Regions from separate parts of the Mus musculus genome. Here region 1 is linked to region 2. Evidence: chromatin contacts called from ENCODE Hi-C data. All regions are on one chromosome and are shown on one strand. Each heading gives the region's core, a stretch centred on a gene start or an enhancer-like site at or near the end of the contact. The rest is flanking DNA. Distances are from core to core; before and after follow the strand shown. Region 1 holds the start of 2210011K15Rik (a long non-coding RNA gene). Region 2 overlaps Celrr (cerebellum expressed regulatory RNA).

The links. A loop is a pair of places that touch in the nucleus more often than their neighbours do.
Region 1: a map of T-helper 1 cell shows a loop between it and region 2 (2.7-fold over the local background). The contact joins the promoter of 2210011K15Rik here to the enhancer-like site in region 2. A Hi-C loop is called at or near these places in 1 of 37 maps with a recorded cell type or tissue (T-helper 1 cell).

What each region holds. Positions count from the first base shown.
Region 1 is chr1:121,357,441-121,361,502 of GRCm38, reverse strand. It overlaps 2210011K15Rik (a long non-coding RNA gene), which reads left to right and starts at 1,432. Exons shown (of 3, transcript XR_003947976.1): 1 at 1,432-1,481; 2 at 1,586-1,691.
Region 2 is chr1:121,094,877-121,098,872 of GRCm38, reverse strand. All of the region lies in intron 1 of Celrr (cerebellum expressed regulatory RNA), which reads right to left. Among named protein-coding and RNA genes, the nearest start is that of Celrr, 9.5 kb to the right of the region's middle. Within about 2 kb of position 2,297, at least 1 of the 3 ENCODE cell types and tissues checked has a DNase peak (open chromatin) inside an H3K27ac peak, as active enhancers do.

The sequences.
Region 1 (4,062 bases), core at 183-2,682, 260 kb before region 2:
GAGGGGAGGGATTTGATGGAGACATCCCATTTAGGGCTGAGCATTCAAAGGTCTCTTCCTCTCTGCACATTGTCTGGCTGTGACAATGTTCCCATTTGTTATATTTGTTATATTCCTTATATTTGTTATATTGACATTGTTATGTTTGTTCCCATCTGCTGCAGAAGAAAGCTTCTCTGGTGATGACTGAGTGCAATTGTGCTTTTAATCTGAGGCAAATCTGCTGGTGTTCTCAACAGAGCAGCCGTAGGCATGTTCCTGCTGGCGATTTAGATGGGATCTTTTCCCTACTTGTTGTTTTTGGACTTTGTGTTCTATCCCCAAGGGATATTTACACTACATTTGGCATAAAATTCATACTACAGCTTTATGTTTTATAGTATGAAAAAGAAAGCTTTGGAGATTATTATGATGTAGTTATTTCTTTTGAGCATCACATGGTTATAGTCCTCATAGAGACAAGATTGCTATAGGAACTACAGGGGACCTTGCTCTGCTTCCAGTCTAGACAGGGGAATAAGAAAGACAATAAACATGCAGATAGCTAGAGCATAGTCATGTGCTGAGACTAGCAACATTCACTCATGGTTCATAGGTGGAGGAGAGAGGGTTCCTAGACTTTCATCCAAGATCCTACCCACCACCCTCACCTGTCACCTGGTCTGGGAGAAGCAATAGAGTATATAGGAAGTAAAAGGGAGATGGGGAGAGGAACTCCAGAGATGCTATTGCCATGCGTCATCCCTCCTGCTCCTGTCAGCAGCCTCTGACTCACGGATTCACCAGGAGTGAGCTCATTGGCTCATCAGGCTGGGCTGATACGAAATTGTGTCTGTGGTCTGTTATTCCCCTGCCAGGGGTGAATGTCCCTCACGGAGATTCTTAGCATTAAGAACATCACTAAGAGTACAGACAGCTTTGCACACAAGTCAATAGTGTGTGCGTATGACTGTGTGTGTGTGTGAGTGTGTGAGTGTGTGCATGTGTGTGTGTGTGAGTGTGTGTGAGAGTGAGTGTGTGTGTGTGTGTATGAGTGTGTGTGTGTGCATGTGTGTGAGTCTGAGTCTTAAGGTGGAAGTTTATAAGCCAAGCCTTCCTGATGGTTTTCTCTGCCTGGGTCTTGCATGTGGATGGATACACACTCCCTCAGCTTCATTCTCTGGCTATTTACTGCCTCTACCTCCATTATGGACTCTCCCAATGGGACTGTAAGCCAAAATACGCACTTTTTTACTCCTATAAAGTTACTCTGATCATGGAATTTTATTGCAGTGACAAAAAAAAAAAAAAAAAAAAAGACTGCAGAGCCCTTTCCTGCTATGGCGCCATGCCTTGCCCTGTTGCACTTACTAGACCAGCTTGCTTATATGGTTTCCGAGATAAAGAAAGTTCACCCCAGCTGGTTTTGCAGAACTCCCAACACTCCTGTATCATGGAGGCCGAACCATGACAATGCCTGGCAGAGTCCAAAGACGATGAGTGTTGGTAGCTTCCTCGCATCTGATTTCTAAGTCTGTAAATTCACATCTGAGATAAAAGAAATGCAAGGGCCTAACTCCCGAGCTCTGGGTTTGCTTTCCTCTAGGGTGTGGCTCCAATGCCAGAAGCTGAAGGGCTGAGGAGACTGCTCATCCAGTAGAGGTGCTGGCTGCCGGGCCGGTGGACCGAGCTTGATCCTTGGGACCTAGATGGTAAGTGAGAGCACTGACTCTGACATAATGTCGTTGGACGGTCACACACAGTATGGAACCTCTGCATTCCCCTACAATGAAATCAGTAAATGTTAACTGTTCTTCAGACGTAAGAAGACGAGCCTTAGACGTGATATTTTCATCAGCACGATCTAACGCGAACGATTGAAGGCTGAGACTTGTGCTGGTCATTCTGCTCGCCTCTGCAGCCACACCCAACCAGAAGCAACTCCGAGGAGCAGTGGCAGCAGAAGGGGTGGCAGGGGCAGCAGGGGCAGCAGGGGCAGGAGGGGAAGATGGAGGGGCAGCAAGGGCGGGAGGGGCAGGAGTAGCAGGAGTGGCAGCAGGGGCAGGAGGGGCAGCAAGGGCAGGAGGATCAGGAGGTGCAGGAGGGGCAGGAGGGGCATCAGGGGCTGGAGGGGCAGCAAGGGCAGGAGGGGCAGAAGGGGCAGCAGGGGTGGGAGGGGCATCAGGGGCATCAGGGGCAACAGGGGCAGCAGGAGGGGCAACAAGGGCGGGAGGGGCAGCAGGGGCAGGAGGGGCAGGAGGGGCAGGAGGGGCAGCAGGTGCGGGAGGGACGGGAGGGACAGCAAGGGCAGCAAGGGCGGGAGGGGCAGGAGGGGCAGCAGGGGCAGCAGTTGCGGGAGGGGCAGCAGGGGCAGGAGGGGCAGGAGGGGCAGCAAGGGCAGCAAGGGCGGGAGGGGCAGGAGGGGCAGCAGGGGCAGGAGGGACAGGAGGGGCAGCTGGGGCAGGAGGGACAGGAGGGGCAGCAGGGGCAGGAGGGACAGGAGGGGCAGCTGGGGCAGCAGGGGCAGGAGGGGCAGCAAGGGCAGCAAGGGCGGGAGGGGCAGGAGGGGCAGGAGGGACAGCAGGGGCGGGAGGGGCAGCAGGGGGGCAGCAGGGGCAGGAGGGGCAACAAGGGCGGGAGGGGCAGCAGGGGCAGGAGGGGCAGGAGGGGCAGGAGGGGCAGCAGGTGCGGGAGGGACGGGAGGGACAGCAAGGGCAGCAAGGGCGGGAGGGGCAGGAGGGGCAGCAGGGGCAGCAGTTGCGGGAGGGGCAGCAGGGGCAGGAGGGGCAGGAGGGGCAGCAAGGGCAGCAAGGGCGGGAGGGGCAGGAGGGGCAGCAGGGGCAGGAGGGACAGGAGGGGCAGCTGGGGCAGCAGGGGCAGGAGGGGCAGCAAGGGCAGCAAAGGCGGGAGGGGCAGGAGGGGAAGGAGGGACAGCAGGGGCGGAAGGGGCAGCAGGAGGGGCAGCAGGAGGGGCAGCAGGGGCGGGAGGGAAAGCAAGGGCGGGAGGGGCAGGAGGGGAAGCAGGGGCAGGAGGGGCAGCAGGGGCAGGAGGTGCAACAGGGGCAGGAGGGACAGCAAGGGCGGGAGGGGCAGGAGGGGCAGCAGGGGCGGGAGGGGCAGGAGGGGCAGGATGGGCAGGATGGGCAAGAGTGTCAGCAAGGGCAGGAGGGACAGAAGGAGGGGCAGCAGGGGCAGCAGGAGGAGCTGGCCACACTGCATCTTTACTGGGTTTCTAGGAAGTGGTCCTTGGCTATAAAACCTTCAAGCCTGTGCTGGAGAGATTGCTTCATTGATACAGAACTTTTCTAGTAAGTATGAAGACCTGAATTCAAAGTTCAGATACTCAGCATTCACAGATATACACACAGACATCTGTCTCTGTCTCTGTCTCTGTCTCTCTCTCTCTCTCTCTCTCTCTCTCTCTCTCTGTGTGTGTGTGTGTGTGTGTGCCCCTGCAGAGGCATGCATCAGTAACCTCACTATGTTTCCAGGGAAAAGGTCAAGCAGAGACTGATGGATCCCTGGAGATCACTGGCCAACCACACATGCAAACAGGGTATCTTTGGTTCTAGTAAAGAACATCGTCTCAAAAACAAAATTAAAACACACGAACCTAGAAAATCACTGGGCAATAGATAATGATAGTGGAAGACACCTAGCATCTCTGCTCTCCAGAAAATGAATGCACCTGAAAGCCTGCCCTTACCGACCAACTCACTCCAGTTAACTCTAGCTTCTAAAGAGCCCAAGGCCTTTCCAAACAGGGACTCCATCAGGGGATCACATTCCAAACACAAGAGCTTACCACCAACACTTTATATTTAAACCACAAAAGACATTGATACCACAGTCATCAACCAGGCAAAGTGTACAGTCCCTTTGTCTCTGCATCTCTGCTCCCTATTATATGCGTGCTTCAAGTAATCCCTATGTGTGGTCCCTGGGAACTGAAGACCTACTACATGAAACCCAGAGCACGTCTGAGAATGTCGACCCATCTCTGGGAGAGTGATGTGACTGGATGCAGTGTGTGTGATCTGGAGAGTGTGTGGTGAGAGTGTGTGTGAGCCTGAGCCACACAGA
Region 2 (3,996 bases), core at 1,048-3,547:
CAAAGCAGGCGTTTCGGGGAGGATCTCCAGGACCTCGGGTCAGAACACCAAACTAAAACAACGGTGAGCTTCAGGCTCAGTGAGAAATCCTGCCTCCCAACATGAGGTTAAAGAGAGATAGAAGACATCTGACACCCCCTTCTGCCCTCCATGTGCATGAGCACACCCGAATGCGCGTGTGTGCACATAACACACAGTGTAACAGACAATACTTTAAATACAGACTATATTATCATCAGTGCTTTAACAGTATTGTGGGAAGTAGAGGGAGGAGGATCAGAAATCCACAGTCAACCCTTGGCTGCATATCAAATTGGAGGCCAACCTGGGCTACATTTCTGTAGTCACCAGTATATAGGGGCCCCACACAGATTCTGCCCTATGACTCTCTAGCTTGTCATCTACTTGCTTATTTATGTACTTATTTTTGTTGTGTCTTGTTTTGTGTTTTTAGTGAGCATGTCTGTTAGTGTACTAGGAGGCCAATAGATCTGCATGTCTTAAAGATGGCTCTTATTGATTGGTAACTGCCAGCAGGCTTCGAATGCTTGGTTCTTCTCTTTCTGTTTCTTCCTTCCTTTCTCTGTCCCTTTCTCCTTTCCTTCCTGTCTCTGTGCCCCCGACCCCCGTACTTTCTCTCCCTGCCTTCTTTCTGTTCCTTCCCTCCTATCCTTCTTTCGTTTCTCTTTTCCCGCTCTTTCCCTTCCTTCCTTTCTTCCTCCTACCTTTTGACAGTTCTTTTTCTCTTTGTTGTCCCATAGCCTCATCCCTACTCCCAGCATCTCTGCTGTGAGAACCTATCAAGATTTCCCTAGCTCAACTCTTTAGCAGAAAATCCATCTCCAGGGCCCTAGTCCATGGTCCGGAAGAAGAAGATCAGAAGGAAGTTGTACCCGTTTATTTGAGGCACCCTGGAAATTGGATGCAAGTCCCTGGGTCATGGGGCTTCCTTCCTATCCTCTAGATCACTAAATACTTAGCACTGGGGCAAGAGAAGGCAGGGGAGGGAAGGAGGGGTAGGTAGGAAGCCCATGGCTGTGTCTGCTTGTGTTTGCCTCCTACAATGGGAGGATAGGGATAGAAAAGACCCAGGCGCGACATAAATATTTCCTATTATGGAAAAACTGAAGCCACAATGGAATCCGTCATGCTTGTGATATGAGAGACGGACAATATTTCGGGGCTGCCGCCACGTCGGCACCTGAATGGAGTTTATATTTTGTTTATGGAGCTCAATCCGAAGCCTTTTTATTTATTTATTTATTTGGCCCAGCCTGTGTAATTCTTCATGGGAGCTCGAAATGGCTGCGGGAGCAGCTCAATATTCCATTTATTTTATTTATAAAAGAAATTCAAAGGCTGAAAAGATGAAGTAATTGACTTACCGGGATGACAGTTAAACCCACTAAATTTAATCTTATCCTCTCAAGTACAACATATCGCGCTTACAAATTATCGCTAGGCACCAGGCAGCCCGGCGTTCCTCACCTAATGCAAATGGAATGGAGGCCGCTGTTATTGTATTATCTGACTTTACTATCGGCATTAATCCGGCTTAGCTCACTTAATGATGCCACTTGTGGCTCGGCAAAGGCTGCAGAGAAGTCTATAAACTACTTCCATTAAAATGCAAATCGGGCCCGCCGAGAAAATAAGTGACAGAAAAAAAAAAAAAAAAAGTAGGAGACTTGGGCCCTGCGAGCTGGGCCCCCACAGCCCGCGTGATCCCAGGTGATAGCCTAACCTCGATTATCTGCGCGGGGGCCCAGAAAGGGAGCCAGCCCCGCACGCAGCAGCCCCACAAAAAAACTGCTCCAACAAGCCAGGCTATTTAATTTCTGGAGAGATTTCTATTTCTTTTTGTTGTTAGGAAATGAACAAATACTTATCAATGTAAAAACTGCTATCTCCCATCTCCCTGCCAGGTTTTTCATACTGATATTATTTGCGCCGCATAACACAGGAAATGAAAATCTTCTCCATTCAGTCTCCACTGTATCTCCAAATCCTCTGCGAACAGTCTGGCTGCCTCCTCCCCTCCTCCCTCCACACCCCCCCCCCCCCAGCCCCCCTAGCTCTCTTCCTGGTAAACAGAAAGGAAAACTTCAGTGAGCTAAGGAAAGAGACAAGGCTCACAATTCTCCAACCAGACCGGAACTCGTGGGTTTCTGGGAGACAGTTTCTCTGTGCTGTTGAGGATGAGCTGGGGCGAGTGGAAGCCAGAGCCGGCTGGGAGCTCAGTGCTAACATCTGTTTTACTTAAGGGGCCTGATTTCCTTTTAGGAGGGAAGGGCTGTATTCCCTTTCAGTGTGAAGCATCCTGGGCCCTGGGGCTTATATTGATTCTGAACAAGGCCTAATAAAAGTAAGAGGGTGATCTCCCTTCCTATTTCAATTCCTTAGCTCCAACAGTTTTTCTTCAGTTCTTCGGGTGACACTAGGGGATTCTAGTATCTCTCTTTGACACTGGTGGGACCTCGAGCCCTTTTCCTGTGGGTGGCCTAGGAAACGGAAGGATAGATAGCATCCTGCCATGCCCTCTGTGGTCAGGGTTTCAAATCCCATGAGGATTTCTGACACTCACTGAAGGATCGATGCTAGTTTTTAAATACTACAGTACCTTTTATGGTAACAATATTACAACAAAAACATTTTATCCTGCCAGGGGTATCCAGTTAAAGTTGACTTGGGGCCTGTCATTGGTGAACTCCTTGCTTCAACCTCAGCATTTTCTACCACGGAGGAGAAAGCTATGTGCTCTCAAAAGGCATGGTGCTGTCTACCCAGGGCCGAGATAATGAGAGCTTCCTTCTTAGCCTTAAGTACTCTTTTGGGGCTCAAGGGAAAGATGACTAAAGTTGGAGAGAAGAGAGACCCTGTGTTGAAGAAGCTGGGATGAAGAATGACTTTAATGGTGGGGCCTGCCCACAGGGCCATGGGTCTGTACAGGCCTCTATGTGACTGCAATGCCTTGGCTGCATGGCTCAACAAGGCTCAACACCCCTGAGAGTTCCAAGTCCTTTACCTTTCTCTTTAGAGAGGCCTTTGTCCTTCCCGTTTTCTTAGAGACTGTGCATACCGTAGTCTAGGCTGTACAGTACACGGTAGTGTTTCTGCAGCTTCATGAAGAAGCACGACTCCACCTTGGAGCCCGCTTCAGTACAGGTGGGCTTCCTTTATTCTCTTAGGGACAGTTTCTTAGGTAAAACTGGATCTTTGGCTTCCAGAAAAGCATTTCAGAACGAGCCATTATAAAGTTGGATAAGAGCTTATTAAAAATAGGAAGATGGGGTCCAATGAAAGACCAAAGCCAACCTTGGAGCATGGGTGTGGGATTCTCAATGAGAGAGGCACAGCTTATTTTAAAAGAGAACAAAACAGAAACACATGTTTTAAGCACAAGGGTTAAGGGAAAGAATAAGGCACATCCAAGTGTGGTACAGGATTCTCAAAGGAGAGTCACAATGAAGTGCCTTAGGGTTAGGCACATTTGCATGACCTTCAGACGATGTGTCAAATGGGCTGCTAAGAAACACCTGTCCTTCTTGCCTTTTCTCTCTTTGAAAGTGAGAGTATAGGGAGGTACCTTGGGTGAGGTATCTATCAGTCTGATAAAACCAAGAGCCACAAGGGTTGCAGAAGGGGTTTCTAATAAGATTTCTAGAAAGTTATAGATCTATAACTGGGAAAGGAGAAAGGCTTTAAGAAAATGTTGTTAATTGTTAGAACTGTTGATTCTCAGCTGGTAGAGGCTTCAATCAGATTCTCAGGTAAATGACCCCTTTCTCTTCCCATCTGCTCATGGTTTTTATCTTATTACATATAGGATGTGTTCCATATGAGATTGTAGAAGGGCAGGTAAGATGGCCTAGCAGGTAAAGATACTTGCCACCAAGTCTGACAATTTGAGTTCAATCCTGGGGATACACATGGTGGAAGGAGAGGATCAACATCCAAAAGTCATCCTCTGGCTTCCGCATGGGTGTCATAGCACAC